Regions from separate parts of the Homo sapiens genome. Here all the other regions are linked to region 1. A link is a contact called in ENCODE Hi-C or POLR2A ChIA-PET data. All regions are on one chromosome and are shown on one strand. The core of a region is the stretch at or near the end of the contact, and the rest is flanking DNA. Distances in the headings are between cores, read along the strand shown.

Region 1 (2,700 bases), core at 63-2,562:
TACATAATCCCTACCTTTGGTCATTTAAGTGTTTCCAAATGTTCACTCTTATTAACAACTTCAACAAATATCCCCAATATTGCTTTTTTTTTCTTTTTTAAAGTAAGCAGAGAATTGGAATAAATTAGAAATCCAGGGCACTTACTCATCCAACAGATATTTATTGAATACTTATTTGTGCCAGATATTGCATTAACTGGGAGCTGGGAAAACAGAACTGGTTAAGGCTAGATCTCCACTTTTAATTAACTTTCAGTCTCATGGAATAGAAAGATGAGCTGAGGAACTGGAGAGGACAAATCGCTCCTCTCTTTAAAGTAAATGTAGTTCAAGAGAAAGCTGCTGGGTCAGTGGCCAGGTGTGTGTGTGTGTGTGTGTGTGTGTGTGTGTGTGTGTGTGTGTGTGTGTGTGTGTGTGTGTGTGTGTACACATACGTATTAACTAAGCAGTTTCTAGAATTAAAATCCCTAATGTTAATAGGCTTATGCATAAAATAGATTAATCCACAACACCTGCATGAGCCACGATCCTAGGAGCTGCAGAGCCATAAAAGCCGGACACAGTACCCAGCAGCCTCGCCTCGGCTCCCGGCAGAGAACACCCTCTCCCCGGCCTCCCGGCGCTGGCGCGATCCCACCGCGGGGACCGCCGCCCTGGTCCCCGGCCGCTGCACCCCCTTCTCGCGTCCTACGCCTGGCGGCCAAAAACAAAACTGCCTAACCACTTCCACTTGGAGAAGCCCTCCTAGCCGAGAGGGGCATTCTGAAGATCAAGGGCGAGGCTGGAAAACAAACTTTGTTACGTGTTAACTTAGTTGGAGCAAAGCGATTCCAGGAAAGGAGTCTAAAACTGTGCGCAGCGTTTTTATAAAAAAATGTTTCAGTGGATACACGGGGGAGCGGGGCCGTCTATGGCAGGGCTTCAGAGCAAGCAGGAGACTGGCAGGCCGGCGAGAGCAGGTGGCCCGCCGGCCGCATCCCGGCCTCCTCCTCCCCGCTCGCCTGCATTTGGACGACGGCTTCCGCGGCGGCCGGAGGGGAGCATCCTCTACACTGCCAACTCGCATCAATGGGACTTTCCTCGTGGGAACTGCCCCTCCCGGCGGACGTGCCCTCCGGGTCCGGCGTGGGCGGGCGGGTGCCGCGAACTCCTTGCAGACCTTGGGTCGGCTCAGTGCTCCCTCAGCGCTGGGGCCGAGCCTGCACCACCCGCCGCCGTCGCCGCCGAGGGGGCGGGGGAGGTGCCGCGGGGGGCGGGCGCGGCGCGCGGGGAGGGGAAGGGGTTCTCGCGCGATTGGGCGAGGTTTCCGGTGTTGTGACTGAAACCCGTCAATATGGCGGCGATCGGCCGCGGCCGCTCTCTGAAGAACCTCCGAGTACGAGGTAAGCCCGCTGCAACCCTCACTCCCCACCGCCCGGCGCCCGCCACCCCTGGCACTTGCCTTCCCCTGGCCCTGGGTTGGGGAGCGAGCCGGGGCGCTGGCCGGAGCCAGGGCAGCCGCAGCTGGCCTGCGAGCCAATCCTAATTGGGGCTGTGTGTCTGTTTCGCGCAGGGCGGAATGACAGCGGCGAGGAGAACGTCCCGCTGGATCTGACCCGAGGTAACGCGGGGCGCCGCGGGCGCCGCGAGGGCGCGCTGCTGGGGAGGAGCCGGGTCCGGGGCTGGGGGCCAGAGGCAGGGGCGGGCCCCGCACGGGACCGGCGGGGTGCGGGGGCCAGAGCCGGAGCCCCGCCTGCCGGCCCGCGGGAACCGAGCCCGGGGCCGCCTCGCCGGACCCATCCCCCTACCCAGCGCCCGCTTCCCTCGCCCGAGCCCTTCTCCGGGCCTCGGGCTGCTGCGGGTGCGGGGGAGCCCCGAGTGGAACTCGGCAGACCCGGCGACCCTCTGGGCTCGAGCTCCGGCAGAGTGGTTTGCACCTATCCCGGAGTCCGGCAGCCCAAGCTAGGGGCAGCTGGAGGGAGGTAGAGGCTGTTATTTAGGTTGCAGGAGGATGTTTGAGGGAAGAGCGACCACATCCTGCCCTCCCCGTCCCCGGAGCAGAAGCCGGACCTGCTCGGTGCTTGCCGACTGCGTGACTGCTTTCCCCTTTGCCCACCGTCCTGTGGGGACCCGCAGCATTGATAACTTGGTAGTGAAACCTAGAACTGGTCATTACTGCTAAATGTCTGGTTTATGCTGTTTCCCTTCTGCTTCCCTTTCCCGGGCCGCTGGGACTGTAGTTGGCTAAAGACCGCCCCCTCACCCTGCTGCAGGTTCATTGTTTACCTTCTGCAGTGGAGATGGGTTTGTTTACACCTTCCGAACTGGGGAAACTCGGGTGATATTTTTAATGACCTAATCCCGTTACTAGCCAGTGTTTCCTCTATCACTTACAGTACTAGAGTTTATTCGACATTATCTCGTTGAAGATTTAGTAGTTACGTACAAGATTCTTTTCTCTTCCACGGTAAACAGGATTGAGCCTACTGATTCCGACGAAGTCATATTTCACACGGGCTGTAGCTTGGAGTGTAACCCGGTTCAGCTGTACAGAATCAGTTTCTGAGGTCTATAAAACACCTTAGGAAGTAAACAAAAAAACTTGTTGTAGACATTCTGTATGAGATCAGTTTTTTACCCTATGTCGTACCTGACGTAATGACTGTTATCTACAGTAATTTGTTAAAGCTGGGCTCCTTGTTGACAACGGCTAGAGTGAAA
Region 2 (2,700 bases), core at 112-2,611, 2.8 Mb before region 1:
ATCTGGAATTAGAGGTAACATAGATAACTTTCAAGTTAATAGCTCCTACTACCCAAGAATTATTCATGTGAATCCACAGACCAAAATATAAGTCGGCTTCAGGGTGGTCTGTAGGTCTTTAAAGAACACACTCCTGGCCTGGCACAGTGGCTCACGCCTGTAATCCCAGCACTTTGGGAAGCCAAAGCGGGTGGAATGCTTGAGCCCAGGAGTTCAGGACCAACCTGGATGACATGGTGAACCCCGTTTCTACAAAATATGCCAAAGTTAGCCGGGCGAGATGGTGTGCGCCTGTTGTCCCACTACTAGAGGGGCTCCAGCCTGAGCAACAGAATGATACTCTGCCTCTAAAAACAAAACAAAACAAAACACTCCTGATAAATGATAATCTGGCAAAAAATATTCACTGAAACTAAGGCATTTCATCATAGACCCTATTTAATAACAAATTCACCAACTATTCAATCGCTTAAGAAAATGTTCCACCACTGTTTTCCTATGAGTCCGATGATATGAGTCAGTCCACAGAATTTTAAAAACTATCTGTAGTAATTGCTCAAACTCAAAAAGGAATAATGTAGAACCTAAAGGCAGCTGAGACGTAATGAAAAGAATTGGACTTAAATTCAGAAGGTTGAGGCAATTCCCTAGCCCAGTTTTTCCTAACAGCTTAGACCTTTCCAAAACAAGTATGCCAATACTTAACAGAGCCCTTGTGAGAACTGGCATGATGTATGGGGCAGAATAGTCTACACACCAATGTAAAGCTCTTCTATAGAATGTTGTTTTGAATCCAAAACGTAAAACGCAAATTACAACGCAGCAATGAAAAAGTGGAACTGTTATACATGTCTTTTTATCTTTACAGGATGCAAACCACCATAACTAATTTGAGTGTTATCATTCATCTTAGCCATTTATTTAAACTTCTGTATTTTATTTAGATTCTGCCCTTCTTCCAATCGCTACCGAGACAGTTTACACCAGCACGGATCTAGACAGATTTTCCATGGGTTCTGAATAATGCGGTTTTCGAAGACAACGCCTTGGCATTGTGAGTTCTGGGAAGTGGGCAATCGATGGCGCAGAGGGGCTCAGAAGCGACAGACCTCGGGTAACCACCTGCGGCCTGGGACCCAAAGGAACACAGGCCTCAGCCTCTAGCCCTCACAGCCATCGAGCGCCAGTACCTTAGCGCCGTCTGCCCCGCCCGCCTCCCTCTCCTCCGCTCCCTCACCATCTTCACCGGCAGCTTCGCTAAGTTGCTGTATGTGGGCCTGAGCCAGATCCCCGAGCTCTTCCACTCGTCTCACCACACTAGAGACTGCGGCCGCCATGGCCACAATCGGCGGGTGCGCCCCGGTCACGTGACCGTGTTGGCCCGCAATCACCTGATCCCCCGGCACGGGCGGGGCCTAGGGCGGACCTCTCCTGGTTGGTGGGAGGAGACATCAGCTCCGGAAGAGGGCTGGCCCAGGCCGGCAAAGGTCTTTCCGGGTCATTTTTCCCTCCTGGACTTCCCTTCCCTCCCATAATCCTGAGCAGCAAGGAGACTAGGGGCGGGTGTGACGTTGAGACACGCCTCTCTCTAGCCCCCTCCTGTAAGCCAATAGGGAGCCAGCCGTGCCCCTCGGCTGACCCAATCGGAAGTCAGCTCTCTCCGCCTGCCTCTTGGAAGACAGCTTGGTGACGTCTGGCTGGCAGGATGCGGATTGTCGTCCGCACTCCCACTTCCCTGTCCGGCGCGGGAAGCACAGTCTGGAGGGCGGACGCGAGGGTCTGGAGAGAGGACTGTCAGTTTTGGCCTTGTAGTAAGGAGGTTGCTAAAATAAAGTGATTATAATCTCCTGGTCCTAAATGGAAACCCGACCGGCCCCCTGTGTAACACATCCAAGTCTCCAAGAGTTTGTTGTACATCTGGATGGGGAGCTCCAAACACTAGTGGAGTTGCCAGTCTACATGGTTGAATATTGCTTTTGTAAATCTGATTTTTAGCAGTCGAATTTATCTCTGACCTCCCTTGGAGTTCACATTTAAAGTACTTTAGACATCTTGCGTCCAGTGGTAGTAAATTCTGCGGCCACAAAACTATTTTCATTTTTCTTTCATCTCAAGACCTTCCCTTAAGGCGCTAATTGTGCATGAGGTTCATCCTCTCAATCGGGAGTTTCAAAGCACTCAGTCAGCAAGTCTAACTTCACTTTGCATTCTGTGAATGCTTTCTTGCCTCTGGTCAAACAAATCGTTAACTCTGTGTATTCATTTCTCAGTTTGACACACTATATCTTGAATAATCTCCATCCTATTGTTTCTCATGGAAGGTAGTTTTTTATATGTAATAGAAAAATACTAAAAATAGAGAAAAAGTGTATTGTGATTTATAAGTGATTGACCACAATGACTCTCTAACTGACCTTTGTAATACCAGTTTCTTCTGACAATTCACCCTAAATATAGAGGACAGGAATCATGTATTTTGTGTCCTTGGTGCCTCATACAGTGCCTGGCACATATGCACTCTTGTCAACAAGCAAGATGGCAAGGGGATATGATGTGGTCTGTGGGAGTAGACAATTATTCAATAGTGTGGGAATTGTAGGTGAGGAAAAAAAGAATCTAAGTATAAACAAGAAGTTGAGAGAAGGCTTTCTCAACAAGGGATGGAGAAGGTGGTAGTTGAAGAGGGGCAAGTGCTGGAAG
Region 3 (2,792 bases), core at 5-2,504, 2.3 Mb after region 1:
CCAGTTTCTCCTCTGTATACTGCAAAATCTTGGGCTTAGGTTCTGGCATTTAGTCTATGACAAATGATTGCTGGCAAAAGTTGAATGAAGCAGTTAAGAGTATGGGTTTGCAGTAAGATCCAGGTTCAAATTTACACCTTTCCATGTACTACCTGTGTGACTTTGGTGAAATTATCTTCTCCAGGCCTTAGGGTGAAATGTATGTGAGAATGCATGAAGCCTGCCACGTGGTTAATATTAAGAGTGATAACTCATATTATCATTGATGGAGGTGAATGAAAGAAATGGAGTAACACGCTTTTAAAACACAGTTTCCCCTCCATTATCATTTCAACCACTTTAGATGAAAATATTGAGGGATACATCCACAATTTCTAGTTAATTAAAAAATATCAGGAGGTCTTAGTAGATTCTAGATTTTTCCTTCAATGAAATGAGTTGTTAAATAAAAGGCCTCCATAAGTACAGGGTCTTGTCGTTGGGCTCTATCTTATGAGCGGTGGATCTGCCTCCCAGGAAGGTAGGCAGACACCAGTGAGGCATCTGGTGCTTGGGATGCAGCGAGTGGAGCCAAGCAGAGAATGATCAGATCCGTTTGCCTGGAATTTCTGCATTTGCTGCCCCAAACATCTGGAGCCAGGCTACCCAGTGCAGATGGAAAATAGCAAAATGCAAATTCCCTGGGTTCAGCTGAGGGAAGCCAAGGCAGACAGAGTCTGAGAAGGCGGATGAAAGGTGAGCCAAAACAAAAGCCCTGGCGGGTGGTGGGGCAGCGTTTTATCTAGAGCCTACGGCCCCCGGTAAGGACAGGAGATGAGAGAAGGGACCTTAGAGCTACTTGGGCCACCTTCATGTTCGTACTCATCCCCCTCCTTAACAGCCTGAAAGGGAGCCTGCTGGGCTTACGGCAGCCTCCCTGTCCTCTTCCTGATGCCATGCCTGCTCCATTGCTTTGCTTCTTCTGGATCCTGTTTCGCCCTCTCCCTCAAGAAGGAGATCCTGAAATAGATCCTGAGTCAATGACTCAGGTGCAAGTGCTTTATTAAAGAAAGGCTCCCAGAAGAAATCTACTTGCACCCGAATCATTGACTCAGGATCTCCTTCTGGGAGAATCCAAGCCAAGACAAGACAGACAACCCAACCAACTGAGCTGCTCACAGCTTCAACTGCTACAACCCTGGAAAGGATTCTGATTGGCTAGCTAAGGGTCACATGCCCAAATGGGCCTTTGATTGGCAGCTGTTGCTTCCTTCCTACTCCCTCCCACACACCCAGGAGCTCCAGCCTGTTATGGGATGGGCATCCTACCAGGAACCAAGGATGCTAAGGTAAGCAGTCCTTGCCCTCATAGGTTTACTTATACTTAAGGGGAGAGAACCGTTAGTCAAATCACCCCACATACAGATCTTTACACACTATGAAGGACAAGCACAGGGTGCAGTCAGTGGGAGGGGCCCAGAACGGGAAGTGCCATGCTGGCTGCTGCTGTGTGGAATGGGCTGTAAAGAGAGCAAGAGTGAAAGCCACAGCAGGGGAGCTGGTCAGAGATGGCAGTGGCTTTATTAGAGTGGTGGCCCTGGAGTTGGAGACAGGTGGGAAAAACTCAAGAGCCCTCTAAGGAACCGACCCATGGCAGTCCATCGCCACCAAGTCCCTCTTACCACTCTAGGTTTAAAGAAACCCAAAAAACAAAACTACGTTGCAACTGCACTGCTACACCAGGAAACCTAAGGGGGAACAAAAGAAAACTTAGTAGTGCCCTCTAGGCTGAAGATTTGACCTATTATTTACTAACCTTTCCCTCCCTCTTCCTTATTTTCAACAAATCTCCTGCCATCCATTTTGAATTCTTCTCTAAATAGAGAAAGCTTTCTTTCTCAGCTTCATTTAAATGTCCACCATGGTATTTACCCATGTTTTCTTGATTTTTATTTCTTTTTGGGGCGGGTATCTAAAAGATAATCTGATCCCTGTTCCTGATTCTGTAGGTGACAGAGAGAAGTGGTTTTCTCATTTTTTTGTGTGTGAAATTATTCGCATATGAGGAAAAGATAGCTCAAAAATAGAAGCTCTTTCATTATCTCTCCACAATGTAGTGTGGCCCCAAGTGACTATTTTGTGGAGACACGGTAATTTGGGGTGGCTAAATCATTACCCCGAGGTGTGTCAGATGCTGCCAAGACCTCCTTCATTCATGTGGCCAAGACTGTGGGCTTCCTGGCTGGGGAGGCAGAGGCCCTGCTCTTCTGCTGCTAACCTTGGGGTCAGCGAGCCCTGATCCACACTTCCTCTGGGCAACATCAATGGGGCTGCTGAACATATTGAGCCAGACTTGTTTCCAAGAGATAGAAGGAACTAGAGCATTGGGGAAAGTCCCAAGTAACTCTAGCCCTCAGCCACCTGCTGTGGCTGAAGATGAAGTCTCTGCAGCTTCAAGAATCCAACTGGCTGGTGCACATTGTTCTCATTGGCTAGATCATTCCTCCATGTAGCACTTCACTAAACTCATTAACAAATATTTACAAATGACATTGCTTTTTGGGGTCATGTATATTTCAGTCTTCAGAATCCATCAGGCACTCAAATCCCTTGGCAGTTCTAGTTCTCTCCCCTAGACATGCCTCTGCCCCCTACTACTCAGTTCCTTTTATTTCTACCATTCGTTTTTATTTTCTATTTCATTTCTTTACTTTTTAGAGACAAGGTCTCTGTCACCCAGGTTGGAGTGCAGTGGCATGATCATAGCTCACTGCAGCCTCAAACCCTTGGACTCAAGTGATCCTCCTGCCTCG
Region 4 (2,919 bases), core at 171-2,670, 2.8 Mb before region 1:
TAAATTATCACTAGTTATGGGACTTTAGTTACAGTACTTGAATTTCCCCCCAATCCAACTTCTTAAAATGTGTTGAAATACCAACTAGCAATAAGTTAATTTCTCCAGTGTAATTGAATAGTCTAACTTGGTATCTTACTCCTTAACTGATTTTGACTAAAATTATAATATTTACAGGAAAAAAAAAAGTTCAGAGTTAAAAGAATACCATGAAAGGGCAAATGATTTTATGGACAAACTTTGAACTGCATCTTCACTGTTCATTACCTTACTGTATTTGCTAAGGAAGCTAAGATCTCATTTAATTTTTGTGTGCTTTGCTTTGGTTCAAAACTAACATCACATTCTCAGAACTTGGTCAGGCCTTAATCAAATAAAATGCTATTGAGCTTCCACTTGGTCTTTCCACTCTGCTAAGTGCAAAGACAGTTCTGGAGAAATCAGTCGTGGCTCATGTCCTCAAGGAGTTGGTCAAAAGACAAGGCTTGGCGAATATGTACGTGCCATGTCAATGAACTGCTACAATGGAATAAACTTATAATAATGCCTAACATTTATTGACTCCTCATAATAAGGCCATAAACTTTGCATGAATTAACTCATAGAAACGTTATGACGTTGTATCACAAGCAATCCTAATTTGCAGATGAGGACACTGAGGCTTAGGGAAGTTATCTAACTTGCCTAAGGTTAAAGCAATATACTGCTTTTATGGTTGCATCTTTAGTAATCTCTGGGGTTGCTGGGACTCCAGTGCGAGAAAGAGCCCGAAATTCGCAAACTTGGATGATGGGGAAGAAAAGGTGTGCTAAACTCAGGTCACAGAGGTCCAGTCTTAATCTTGTTCCTCTGCAAGCCTTGTTGCTCACACCTCTTGACCGACAGTTCGAGGCAAGTGCTCACAGCAAACTTACTCTATGTAAGCCAAGGCCAGATGTGGGGAGAAGGGGCTGAGAAATGTTAGAAACGTGAACGCAGTCCAGGCGGGAGAAGAGAAGGGGGCCTCGAGGGGTGCCCCTATGCAGCCCACACACACGCCAGGCACTAACTTGGAAAAGCAACAAGCTTGGCGGGAGATCCTCCCGCGGCCGGAGGGCCCTGAACCCTAGGCCAAGACTCATCCACAACCTAGGGGGAGGCGGCCACCAGCGCCCCATCGAAGCTAAAGGGCTGACAGAAGGGCTGTAGCGGCAAGTGTGCGCCAACACAGCTGCACACGCCCAGACACCTGAGGCGCTGAGAGGAACTTCCCCGCGATCCGCCCCGGCTGCACAGAGCCTCTTCTCCCCGCCGGGGCCCCGCCCAGCCTCACTTCTTTTAAAAGCAGCAGCCAGCAGCGCGCCGGTGGCGTGCGGCTCGAAAGGCCGGGAGGACGTCATCGACGCGCTGTCGAGCCTCCAGCCCGCCCGGGTTTCCTTCGCAGTCGCGCACCGACGCTCAAACGCGCGCTCCAACCCGCAGCCTCCTCCTGCCTCACCGCCCGAAGATGGCGGCTCTCAAACTCCTCTCCTCCGGGCTTCGGCTCTGCGCCTCTGCCCGCGGATCTGGGGCAACCTGGTACAAGGTAAAGTGCGGGGGAAGAGGAAGGCCATGGGCAGGAAGAACGTGGACCAAACCCTGAGTGGTGCCCGCGTTTTCTTCTCTGCCCCTACCCGCTCTCTCCAGCCTGGGATCTGGCATCCGTGGCGCGGTGCCCTGGTCACGGACACGCGGCGACGCGTTCCTGGCCTCGCCGGCCCCTCGGATGACCGCCTTTGCTTGGTTCTGCAGTCGCTTCCCTGATGGAGCGAGACGCGATAAAGAAGCGCGCGGAGAGGCTGAGAAGGGGCGGGAGGACTCCTGGCAGCGCTCCCGAGCCCTTTGGCGCTCGTCGGCTTCCCTCCTGGCACCCGCCCTTGGATAGGGACTCTGAGGGTCTGAACGGGGGGAGGAGGGCGCCAGTATATGGAGGTTTAGGAGTGAGGCAACAGCGGGTAGGTTTGCGCCCCCGATGTTGGATCTCTGGGCAGAGGAACCTCTAGAGGCCCAGAACCTGAGGCTGGGTTAGCCATGGCTCTGCTCGAGTTCACCGGGGCTGGATGCCGGGTGCGGCGGGTGTGGAATGCCGCTCCCATCCTCTCCTCCCTATTTGGCTCTGCTGCCCCGTAGACTGGAGCGCTCGCCAGGGCGTCTTGCCGGCCAAGCTGGGAAACCATCCGAGGTGTGTCCCTGGCCCGCGCCTGGGCTGCAGGGGAGGACAAACCTTTCTCTCGAGGCCCCTCGTATCCGGGTTAGGGGCTTTCGGTTTTCAGAGCCCTTTGAAATCCTTTTTGTGCCCCACTGCCGACTCTCCACCGAGTGGTATCCGGAGGCATTCCCACCGTGGACTGACTTGTGGTTTTGCCTTATGCACTGTCCTCGCTTGTAAGCCCACCCCTGTCTGGAGCCCTAGGAGCGAATTACAGGACCAGAGCGCCAGGTCCAGGAGGGTGGCTTTATCCCCGCCGTCTCAATCGCGGGAGCCTCTTCCTTGGTATTCAGTAATAGGTCTGAGCTTGACAGCGTGCCATGCACACGGTGCTTACTCCTGAAGCGTGCCTGCCTGGCCCCATTGCTCTTTCCTGCATCCAATCCCTGACCGCTGAGAACACAGAGGAGCCACTGAGCTCCTTCGGTAGGTGCTAGGGAATGGTTCAGAACTGGACCATTTTACTCTTAAATGCCTCTTAGGAAGCATTTTTATAACTGCAGATAGACTTGGATATATAAAGCATTATTAAAAGGGAACTTGACCTTCAGTGAGATTGCAGCGGTGCTGAAGCTAATACAAACCAGAGCACAGCGATACCCTTGGGCCGAGGTCAGGAACGTTCCTTCTTTTGACAGTTACTGATTTGCCCAACTGTAATTTACTCACTTCAAGTCTTTTCCATCTTGAGT
Region 5 (2,700 bases), core at 177-2,676, 2.8 Mb after region 1:
GATTTCTCCCTTTTTTTTTTCCTTCCTAATGCTAATGAAGTTTAAAATAGTAAGACTACAAAGGAGTCTGAGGATAGTTATAGATGTTACCTCTAGAAGCTCAGGTTATTAAGGTTGTTACACTACACGTCACTATTAGCAGCTGCTGTGAGGGAAAGTTCTTGGTGAGAACGGGTCAGTGGTAGAACTTTACCAAGTAAACACCTATCGGGCTTCATTGTGTATGCTCCCAGTCCAATACACTACCTGGCACACAGCAGGCACACCGCGGGAACCCACGAATGAACGCTGGTGCTGGTGGGCCCGTGAGGAGAGTCATAGATTCACTGAATCGATTTGGACTTGGTAGAACCTTGGGGTCACCCTAACCCCCTTTTTACAGATGAGGAATCTGAGGCCCAGAAAGATGAGGTAACCTGCCCAAAGTCCAGAAGCGACGTAGCGCCAGGACTACAAAGGAGCAAACACAGTGCCAGGGGAAGGGGATCTAAGGAGCTGCGGAATTGAACAGCAGGATGTGCACTGCCATGTGGTTCTCCCCTTACAATGGGACGTTTCCTTCTGTTCTCGTCACACCCCAGCCCAGGTCCTGATCACTCCACGGGTCATTATCCCAACAGCATCCCTTCCTCCTCTTCTTGCCTCCCAAGCTACCCAAGATTCCAAAGCCAGATCAATAGTCATCAAACATTGCTTTAACTCACTCCTTTCCAGTTAAAAGCTTTCAAAGAACTAATTCATTTGGACTTTGTCCTATAGGTAGGGCTCTTCGGGGGGGCAGGGGGCAGCGGGGCGGGCACTGGGTCCCACGCCGAGAGGATTTCGTGCCAAGCCACGCACACGGTGCAGCAGGAGCCGGGTCCGCCTCCTCAGCCCCCAGCCCGGCCCCAGACACACCAGCTATCACACCGACCCTGGTCAAATAAACCAATGGGCACGTGGTCGGCCTGCAGAACAGAACCCAAGCGAGCATATGCCAGGAACCTGCCTTCCCGCCAGCCGCTCAAAACCCCACCCGCTGGCCCCGCGCCGCCTCAGACCGGATCCAGCTGGATTCCTCAGGGCGACGCAATCGCCTAACAGAATTCTACCTCTTTCTCAGGCCGCAGCCAATGGCGCGGCCCCTCGGATCCGGAGCCGCCGCGGGCTCTGATTGGCCGATAGAGTTAGCCTGGGGGCGGGAGAAGAGCGACCTCGGGGAAGCGTGTGGTGCGGGGAGGTCGCCCCCGGGCGGCGAAGCAGCCATTATGCAGGCGTGAGTGAAACGAATAAACAAACAAACAAAACCCACTAGCTGGGGCCTCCATTTCTTCCCCGCCCACCTTTCTCCCGCGTGGGGTCTCCCGTTTCCCAATCGCCACGCTTTCCCCGCCTTCGTCAACGCCTGGGTACGTCCCCCTAGCCGCGTGGGCCACGCACGTCCTGGCACTTAACCTCTGCCCGTCCGGCGCGAAGTTAGAGGCCCGGGCGGCGCGGACGGCGCGCACTCCCGGCGGTAGGGAGCTGAGGCAAGGGGCCCGAGCCCAAGCCCGCGGCCGCGGCCCGGCCCACGATGACTTGCTACCGAGGCTTCTTGCTGGGCAGCTGTTGTCGCGTGGCGGGCGGCCGGGCGGCGGCGCTGCGGGGACCGGGTGCGGGAGGCCCCGCCGCGCGGCCCCGGCTGGGCGGTGACGGTGGCGGCCGGCGGCACCTGGGGCAGGGGCAGCCGCGCGAGCTGGCGGGCTGTGGCAGCCGCGCGGACGGCGGCTTCCGCCCCTCCCGGGTGGTGGTGGTGGCCAAAACCACCCGGTACGAGTTCGAGCAGCAGCGGTACCGTTACGCGGAGCTCTCGGAGGAGGACCTGAAGCAGCTGGTGGGTCCTGGCTCGGCCCCGCTTCGCTCCCGGGCTCGGCCGGGGCTCTGGTGGCGGCTGCGCCCCCTCGGGGGGACCTCTCGGGACGACTCTTCCCAGGGCACCGCAGATGCCGGTCCTGCCTCTCTCGCGGCCCCCAGGTCCTCTGGCTTCTCCCTGGGCCTCCTTTGCCTTTGGGCGTGTGTGCGAGGGAGAGGCAGGGCCGGGGAGAGGGGGAGAGAGAGGGACAGTGGTTCATGCAGGGACTTAGGAGGCAGGGGCGCCGCGGGGAGGGCGAAGAGGGGCTGCCGAGTGGCCTCAGAGTGAGGGGTTTGAGGATTCGTTGGTGCCCTCGCCGCCCCCGCCCTCGTTCCCTGGTTGGGACCCACTCCAAGAAAGTGAGCCAGTGGCCTGAGGTCTGGACGCCCTGCGAACAGCTCCCCTGGCCGCCGCGAGAAAGGGGGCCCAGGGCGCCGCTGAGGGCTGCCGGGGGAAAAGGGCCGAAACAACCGCGGACACACCCCCTTTTACTCTGCAGGACTGCGAGGCCTAGGGCACTCCGGAAAGTCCTTCAGCGTGAGCCTTTTCCTTGCTGGAACGTGGTCGTTGGACACTACGAGCTTGTTTTAAAAGCACAGGTCTTTGGTGCTAAGAAGGAAAAGGGAGAAAATTTGACTTGTATATGTACGTTATTAAGGAGAAATGTCAGGACAAGGGGCTGGTATACTGGGTAGTGTGTGAAATAAAAAAGCCTGCGACTCTTGTGCAGCAGTATCTCCACAATATACCATATTTGATATGTTTATTAATATATCTGCAAAGATACAAATCCAAGGGAAAAACCAGAGTTTGAATCTTCCTGTTGTCAT

Evidence for each region. A loop is a pair of places that touch in the nucleus more often than their neighbours do. ChIA-PET counts read pairs that join two places held with the same protein, here RNA polymerase II (POLR2A). Pooled maps may share reads with other maps.
Region 2: a loop to region 1 is called in a map of B cell, with 6 times the contacts of the local background. The contact joins the promoter of RIMOC1 here to the promoter of RICTOR in region 1. A Hi-C loop is called at or near these places in 2 of 168 maps with a recorded cell type or tissue (B cell and CD8-positive, alpha-beta T cell), 1 of 37 single-sample maps with no recorded cell type and 11 of 50 pooled maps.
Region 3: a map of GM12878 shows a loop between it and region 1 (6-fold over the local background). The contact joins the promoter of SLC1A3-AS1 here to the promoter of RICTOR in region 1. A Hi-C loop is called at or near these places in 1 of 168 maps with a recorded cell type or tissue (GM12878), 3 of 37 single-sample maps with no recorded cell type and 5 of 50 pooled maps.
Region 4: a loop to region 1 is called in a pooled map, with 8 times the contacts of the local background. The contact joins the promoter of OXCT1 here to the promoter of RICTOR in region 1. A Hi-C loop is called at or near these places in 5 of 50 pooled maps.
Region 5: a loop to region 1 is called in a map of B cell, with 14 times the contacts of the local background. The contact joins the promoter of NADK2 here to the promoter of RICTOR in region 1. A Hi-C loop is called at or near these places in 1 of 168 maps with a recorded cell type or tissue (B cell), 2 of 37 single-sample maps with no recorded cell type and 12 of 50 pooled maps. POLR2A ChIA-PET finds 5 or more read pairs at or near these places in 1 of 52 experiments (Panc1).

Annotation. Positions count from the first base shown.
Region 1 is chr5:39,073,011-39,075,710 of GRCh38, reverse strand. RICTOR (RPTOR independent companion of MTOR complex 2) reads left to right here and starts at 1,312. Exons shown (of 38, transcript NM_152756.5): 1 at 1,312-1,382; 2 at 1,553-1,600. The coding sequence starts at 1,334. RefSeq lists enhancers at 900-1,426, 1,953-2,479 and a silencer at 1,115-2,014.
Region 2 is chr5:41,903,005-41,905,704 of GRCh38, reverse strand. RIMOC1 (RAB7A interacting MON1-CCZ1 complex subunit 1) reads right to left here and starts at 1,361. Exons shown (of 6, transcript NM_175921.6): 1 at 1,238-1,361. The coding sequence starts at 1,337. RefSeq lists enhancers at 1,259-1,378, 1,131-1,677, 1,789-1,928.
Region 3 is chr5:36,723,650-36,726,441 of GRCh38, reverse strand. It overlaps SLC1A3-AS1 (SLC1A3 antisense RNA 1), which reads left to right and starts at 1,254. Exons shown (of 2, transcript XR_007058736.1): 1 at 1,254-1,328. RefSeq lists enhancers at 2,257-2,526, 2,567-2,616, 2,627-2,676.
Region 4 is chr5:41,868,926-41,871,844 of GRCh38, reverse strand. It overlaps OXCT1 (3-oxoacid CoA-transferase 1), which reads left to right and starts at 1,420. Exons shown (of 17, transcript NM_000436.4): 1 at 1,420-1,564. The coding sequence starts at 1,487. It overlaps OXCT1-AS1 (OXCT1 antisense RNA 1), which reads right to left and starts at 1,815. Exons shown (of 3, transcript NR_046635.1): 1 at 1,653-1,815; 2 at 1,463-1,554; 3 at 1-1,079. It overlaps LOC102723752 (a long non-coding RNA gene), which reads right to left. Exons shown (of 3, transcript XR_925956.4): 1 at 2,243-2,919. RefSeq lists enhancers at 824-873, 1,704-1,783.
Region 5 is chr5:36,240,651-36,243,350 of GRCh38, reverse strand. NADK2 (NAD kinase 2, mitochondrial) reads left to right here and starts at 1,426. Exons shown (of 12, transcript NM_001085411.3): 1 at 1,426-1,852. The coding sequence starts at 1,553. LOC124900962 (a long non-coding RNA gene) reads right to left here and starts at 1,449. Exons shown (of 3, transcript XR_007058733.1): 1 at 1,323-1,449. RefSeq lists enhancers at 902-1,101, 2,452-2,521 and a silencer at 1,342-2,361.